Linked DNA regions of Homo sapiens: region 1 is linked to region 2. A link is a contact called in ENCODE Hi-C data. All regions are on one chromosome and are shown on one strand. Each heading gives the region's core, a stretch centred on a gene start or an enhancer-like site at or near the end of the contact. The rest is flanking DNA. Distances are from core to core; before and after follow the strand shown. Region 1 holds the start of GKAP1 (G kinase anchoring protein 1). Region 2 holds the start of FRMD3 (FERM domain containing 3).

What was found. A loop is a pair of places that touch in the nucleus more often than their neighbours do. Pooled maps may share reads with other maps.
Region 1: a loop to region 2 is called in a pooled map, with 1.9 times the contacts of the local background. The contact joins the promoter of GKAP1 here to the promoter of FRMD3 in region 2. A Hi-C loop is called at or near these places in 1 of 50 pooled maps.

The regions. Positions count from the first base shown.
Region 1 is chr9:83,815,771-83,819,190 of GRCh38, forward strand. GKAP1 (G kinase anchoring protein 1) reads right to left here and starts at 1,999. Exons shown (of 13, transcript NM_025211.4): 1 at 1,747-1,999; 2 at 1,226-1,357. LOC101927552 (a long non-coding RNA gene) reads left to right here and starts at 1,896. Exons shown (of 6, transcript XR_001746793.2): 1 at 1,896-1,957; 2 at 2,631-3,420. RefSeq lists a silencer at 1,374-2,193.
Region 2 is chr9:83,536,379-83,539,710 of GRCh38, forward strand. FRMD3 (FERM domain containing 3) reads right to left here and starts at 2,023. Exons shown (of 14, transcript NM_174938.6): 1 at 1,707-2,023. The coding sequence starts at 1,853. RefSeq lists a silencer at 1-270.

The DNA.
Region 1 (3,420 bases), core at 749-3,248, 280 kb after region 2:
AGCGTAATATGAAATGGCACCAAGTATCACTGATTTAACACCTGGTGAAATAAAAAATTGTGTTATTTCATGTTCTGTTCTTCAGATAACCAAACAGTATCTTTCACTTTGGCTTCTTAAAAATTAGGGTTCACAGGCCAGGTGTGGTGGCTCACACTTGTAATCCCAGCACTTTGGGAGGCAGAGGTGGGCAGATCACGAGGTCAGGAGTTCCAGACCAGCCTGGCCAACAAGGCGAAACACCGTCTGTATTAAAAATACAAAAAAAAAAAAAAAAAAAATTAGCCAGGCGCCTGTAATCCCAGCTACTCAGGAGGCTGAGGCAGGAGAGCTGCTTGAACCTGGAAGGCAGAAGGTGCTGTGAGCCGAGATCGCGCCATTACACTCCAGCCTGGGCAACAAGAGCAAAATTCCGCCTCAAGAAAAAAAAAAAATAGGGTTCACAATCAGCAAGTGTGAAGTGCATACTAAAACTCTGCTCCAAACACACTTACTGTAAGTGATGTAAACCCAATGGGTATGCCCCAAACTCCATTTTTTTCTCATAGTTAAGTACTGAGATCCCTCTCCAATCTGCAGCTCCCACTTTCTGCAGGCCAAGAAAGTTAAACAAAAAATACAAGCAGGTACTCAGTGAGGACCTGAGGGATTCTCCCACGAGTAAAATACATCTATTTTCACACAAGGTTCTTTTGGTCAACTTCTGGGTTTTGCTCTTACTCCAGAATTGAAGCTACTATAGTGTTATAAATCTGTTGAGAAAAGAAATCTAGACTTCTATGAAGATTTTTAATATTTTAATTTGCCAAAAAGCTTCTCAAATATTTTTATAGCTACAAGTCACATTTATTAAATGATTCCAGTTACAATCCCAAGCACATTTACTACACAACAGACAATGCTAAATGGTGAAGAAAAGTGTCTCCGGCTTTTTAGTGTAAGACAGACGATCTTTCATTAGTTCTTCTAATGAAAGCACTTGCATCTACTCTGAAAAATCTGGCGAAGGTAAAGAGTGAAAAAGAGGAGGAAGAGAAAAGGCAATCAGCCAATTTGATAAACTATTTTTGTCGTTACTGTTCAATATTTATGAAGCACCTTAATGCTAGAGATCTGACAAAAATTCGGTAAGGCTGTTCCAAACAATAACAGAAAAAAAAATCACTTTTCAATAGCTGGCGGGGGAGGAGGAGGAGCACTATATTCAAAAAGTAATTCACTATACCTCATTCATGAATGAAAGCCAAATTTCACCCATAGGCTGTTAACCGATGCTCCGAAACTTATTCGCAAAGTACATAGAGAAAGAAATTGCGCTGGGCGAAACCTAACTCGGGCAGAGAAGCGGCTTCAAAACCTGAAAGGGAGAAAACGAGTCAGGTCGTTGCTCCAGAAATTTCCGAGCGCCCGGCTCCCCGGGAGGGAGCGCGGGCGCCAGCGGCGGGGAGGGGACGGTGGCACCTGTCACTCGAGCGGCCCCCACGGGGTCTCGGGAGGCTCAGCGGTCGCCGGCCTGGGAGTCGGGTGCGAGTCCCTCCCCGCCGCCCCGAGCCTTGCGCCGAGCGTCGGGCCGCGGCCCTCCCGTGCCCTCTGCCCAGCGGCTCCGGTCAGTGGGGCCCGTCGCCTCAGGCCGAGTCCCCGCCACCCGAGGCCGGGGCGCCGAGGGGAGCGCTGTCGAGCCGCTGCCTACGCCTCCGGGGTGCCGGAGCGGACACCCGCGAGGCGGGCCCGCCTCCGCGTACTCACCGGGCCTCCCGTGCCGCCGGCTCGGCCCTCCTCTCCCTCCTCCCCCCGCCGCCGCCTCTCCCGCGGCTCCCCGGGCGGCCGCACTGGGCGTTGGGACTGGTCTGGGTCAAGTGTCGGCAGAGCTGGGGGCAGGCTCGCGCCGGGCGGGGGTCGCGGTCGGCCCACAGGCTGGGCACTAACGGGTCCCGGGGCGCCGGGGCGGACCGCGGAGGTGAGCGCGGCTGCAGGCTGCGGTGAGGGGCGGGGAGAGCGCGGCTGAGAGCAGGCGGGCGGGCGGAGGGTGGAGGGAAGCCCGGGCGGAGGAGGCGGCGTGAGAGCCTCGGGGCGGGGGCGGGGGCGGGGGCGGGGCCTGGCGCGTCCGCCGAGCGCGGGGGTTTGTTTATTTTCGCGGTTGGTAGCGGCGCTGGCGCTGGTTAGAGGTTCGCCGGTGACGTGAGCGCCCGAGTTGGGGGAGAGGACCAGAACCACCTGCTGGAGAAGGGGAGCTACGGGGGCCGGGCAGGGTCCAAACGCCTCACGTAGGCGGCGGCGCCACGGTCTTCGGGGTCACAGGGAAGAGAAGGGCTCTCCTCAAGCGGGTGGAAGGAGGGAGGCCTCCCGAGGGAGTGAGACTCTAGGCCACTCCCCCGCAGCAAGGCAGGATCACCTGCGACGCGGAGAGCGGTTAGAGGGCCCTGGAGTGGAAAAGGGCAGTGGGACCTGGTAGCTTGGGTTCCCTGCAACTTGGGGTTCGACCTCCAGGCAATGAAGTAGGGATGGTCCTGCAAGTCAAGATTCCAGTAGCAAGAGTGCATCAGATCTCTGTAAGGAAAATAACTAACATTGCTCAGTTCCCTGTAGAGTTGCAGGGCGCTTTAACGTTATCTCCCTTGGTTCTCCATCAGGTCGTAGTGGACTAATTTTACAGGCGAAGTTAAGTGACTTACCCAAAACCTCACAGCTAATAAACGGCAGAGCCGGCACCCAGCTGTACTGGCTTCCAATTCTGTTAGCTTACCAGCGCATCACATTATCTCCATAAATCCCCATGATTCAACTAATATTAGACGCCCCACAGGTAAGATGCTTCAGAGTTAGAGGGGAGTTGAAGATACCTTTGCCTTCAAAGAAGTAAGGAATAAAACAAAGATAAAACAGACAATAAAAGACAAACCATGATAGGTGCCACGTGAAAAGTGGCAGAGTACTGCCGGGAATCAAAGAACCGTGTATATCTGTCTTGGGGATAAGGAAAGAAAGGCAGCATGAAGGAGTAGGCATTTGGGATTGACCTTGAAGGAGACAGGGAGAGTTTTACAGCAAGCAGGGATAGCATGAGAATATATATGAAGGCGAATCAGTGAAAGTTGTGTTGGGGAAAGAGCAAAGACTCCAGGGTATGTTGAGAGGTAGAAAAGACAAAGGAGTATGGGGCCTAAGATACCAAATGGATGAATTTATATTTAATTCAGTATTTTGAGTTTTTATGGTTCAGAAGTTTGGGGGAAGAAAAGGAAGGTTTTTTTTTTTCTTTGTGCTAGTGATTTATCTGTGAGGGGAAGCAGAAATCAGAGGTGGAAAAACGGACAGATCTACTGTAGGCCAGGTAAAAATGATGAGTCTGACCTAAAGGGACAGCTAGGGGAATTTAAAAGAGCATAGTTGAGAGATGATGTGCATGCAGTATCTATAGAA
Region 2 (3,332 bases), core at 773-3,272:
TACAGGGCAGAAGAGGGCTGAGAGACAGAGGAGAACTCAACAGCCTCTCTCCCTGACGGCCCCTCCATCATCTACACATTCATTATGGGTTAAAGGACCTGTACACCCACTTTAGGACTTAAAGCAAAGTGCACAGTCCACACTCTCTGGATCACAAGACTATTAGTACATGCCAGATGCTTCTGTGCAACCCTTGTGGCAGTAGAAACACTGCCTATCCTGCTAATCCTTTTATTATTAAGTTTAGCAGTGCTGCTTAGCTCAGAATGAAATTCAAGCTCCCCCAGAAAATTCAATGGGAGCCTACTTTCCTGGGAGATCATGGGGCATCACATTCCTACCTTGACACTTGTCCGGCTGTCAGGTTACAAATTAATTGCAACTGCCCCCAACATGTCACACACTCCCACTAACAAAAATTAAATAAAAATAAAACAGGGAAAGTCCTTTCATTCCTTCATGGTTTGCACAGCCTAGAGGCTGATTCCTACTCTGGGAGATGCTGCCCCACTCACCTCCCACTGACATGGGTGGTGTGCCCTGTATTACACTAAAAAAAAAAAAAAAAAAAAAAAGCTCAGTCCCAGAGCCTCAAGACTCGACTAGGGTAGGTGAGAAAGGAAATCCCAGAGATAAACAGTTAAATAGATTTAGAAGTCAGAAGTTAATTGTGCTGAGCCCTGACACAACCTTTCCTGATTGTGTGCGCACCGAGTGGGGCATCTTTGGGGTCCTGGAAGAGGGGCTCCCACCTGCCTACATATTCACCCACAGCAAATATGCACACGCACGCGCAACCACATGCACACACACACCTTTGCACCTCACACTAGCTCTCCTGACAGCCCAGAGGCACTTACTACCCGAGGACAGGGCTGCCAGCAAAGCTGCCTTCTCCCAAACAACTCGCCTTCTCCTCCAACTTGGGCGACAGTGAATGTCCACCAAGATTCCACGGGGCTCTTTTACCCAGGACCCAGGTTCCTGCAGGGCTCCCCACTTGCTGGCCTCACAATCCCTTTTCCTTTCTCCGAAACACTCAGACTTCACACATTCCTTTCGAGGTAGCTCCAGTCCGGCGCAGCGCGCGCTCCATCCCTCAAGGCTGGCGCCCAGGGCAGCCCGGCCTCTCTCACTCTGGGGAAACTTCGCCACCGCCCCACGCGGAGAACTAAAGACCACCGGCGGAGGGTGAGGGGGACCGACACGGAGCGGAAAGCAGGTTCCGGGACTGAGGGCGTCTCCGGAGCCTGGGCGCGGGAGACAGAAATGAGTGAACCCAGCTGATGCATGCCTTCTCCACGTGGAAGAAGGGAGGAAATACCAGTGGGCGACATGCAGGTGCCCCTCTCAGCCCTCGGAGCTCCCATCTCCTGGCGGAGTAGGGCCCAGAGGGGCCAGAGTCCCTCCGGAGGCAGCTGCCCCGCGCCCCTAGCCCGGGCGCAGTGAGACGCGCGCGCAGGGTGCACGCGAGGGGAAGGAGACTGGGCGCGGATAACGCGTGCCTGGCGCTTGCAGGGCACCATGCCCCTCCATGCCAGGATAAGGCCCCCCACCCTCAGAGGCCTGAGGAATCGAAATCTGGCTTTCTAGCAGTCCCCCAATCCCCTCCGGGAGTGGGTTCCTTGTTCTCGCATGCCCACCGCAAAGGCCCCCCGCCCTGCTCCCGGCGTGTGCCCCGCGCCCTCGCCCGGTTCCACGCGCACCTGGATGTGGCAGGAGATCTCCGAGTCGTCCAGCAGCCGGATGGTGCATCTCATCTCCTGGCTGAGCGATTTGACGCTGGAGCTCCGAAAGTGGATCATTTTCATGGTCCTCCTGCCTCTCGGCACACAGTGGCAGGAGGCGAACATGCACCGCGGCCGTGGGGAGCGAGCGGGAGGCTCAGGGCCGGCGCGGTGCTCGCCTGCGCGGACACACACGCTCGCACGCACTGTCCGGGACACCTGGGCGCGGCTCAGCCCCGGGACATCGGCAGCGTCGGGCGCCTGCGGACACACATGCCCAGCGGCCGGGGCGCGGCGGGCGGGTCCCTCCCTCTGTTCGCTCGCCTCCGCCTCGCCCCCTCCTTTCCCCGCCTCCTTCTGTCGCGCGCGCTCGTGCGCCTCCCTCTGCCCGGGCTCGCTCGCCGAGGACGCCCAGAGCCTGAGACCCCCGGCGGGCTCGCGACGCACTCACTCCCACGCGCGCCGAGCAGCTGAAGGAGGAGGCGGAGGGATGGCTGGCGCGGCTGGCCCGGGTGCCCTGGTGGTGGCCTGCTCAGTCGCAGCCGCCGCTGCGTCAAGCTGGGCCCGACTGCCTTCCTCAGCCTCACCGCCTCCTCCCTCCCCTGGCCGCTGTCGCTCGGGCTCCCGGTTGTGCTCGTCCCGGCCCCGGCTCCCCAACGCGCTCGACAGCGCCCTGCTCTGCTCAGCTCCAGGGACCTGGCGCGGGTAGGGGACGGAGAGCGATCCTGACCCACACCGCCAGGGGGATTCCGCCTCGGGAAAGGATTGCTGGGCCCAGGGCGAGTGACAGAGAGAGTGACAGCCCTGACACGGCTACACCAGGAATATCGCTAATAGTAAAAATCTCTGGTACTCATGGAGATTGTTTAAGCCATTGTTTTATTTAATGCTAGCTAGGACTCAGTCTCTTTCTCCAAAAAAGAGCCTTCCATGTGCAAATCCTCCTTTAAATCTCCCAACATCTTAGTGTGATCTTTGATAGCATACCTTTGACCCGAGCAAGAGGGATAGGTTCCTATCCTACTCCCCTGCTTTACAGACCTCCTCCAGTTCCCGGTTGCTCAGGAATTAAGAGGTCTAATGGCAAAGCGGATGTGCCCCATCCCGTTTTAGTCCAATCTCTGGGTATTGAGGACTCTGGAATTCCCCACGCGCCTCCAGGGTGTTGAAGGTAGGAGGTATCCTGCCTCTCTGTTGTCCCCAAGGTGGCTAGAGCCACTGTGTCAGGTACCGTAGGCCCGAGAGTGGCCAGGAGCAGCTGTTGAGTCAGGGGTATGGAGCTTGAATGTGAGCACTAGAATGTCCAGGAGCTGGGAGAGATGGAAGTCCTCTCACCCTGTTGCTCTTGCCGGAGCAGAACAGGTCATTAGGAAGGAACATTTGTTAGAAGAGGAGGTGTTGACCAGCTGTCAGCTTTTTCAAGGTTTGTGCCTGCATAGAGTCCCCTCATCCAAAGATATGCCCTGTCCTGGGGGTCGAGGAAGAGTGGCACACAAATTTTACCTGCCCTGGACAGTCTGGTGGGCCATATATTCTCTAGGACACCTAGTGGGGTTGGCTAAGGTTTGGGGGAGTCCGCATTGCATTTGGACTTCTCTCTCTGCC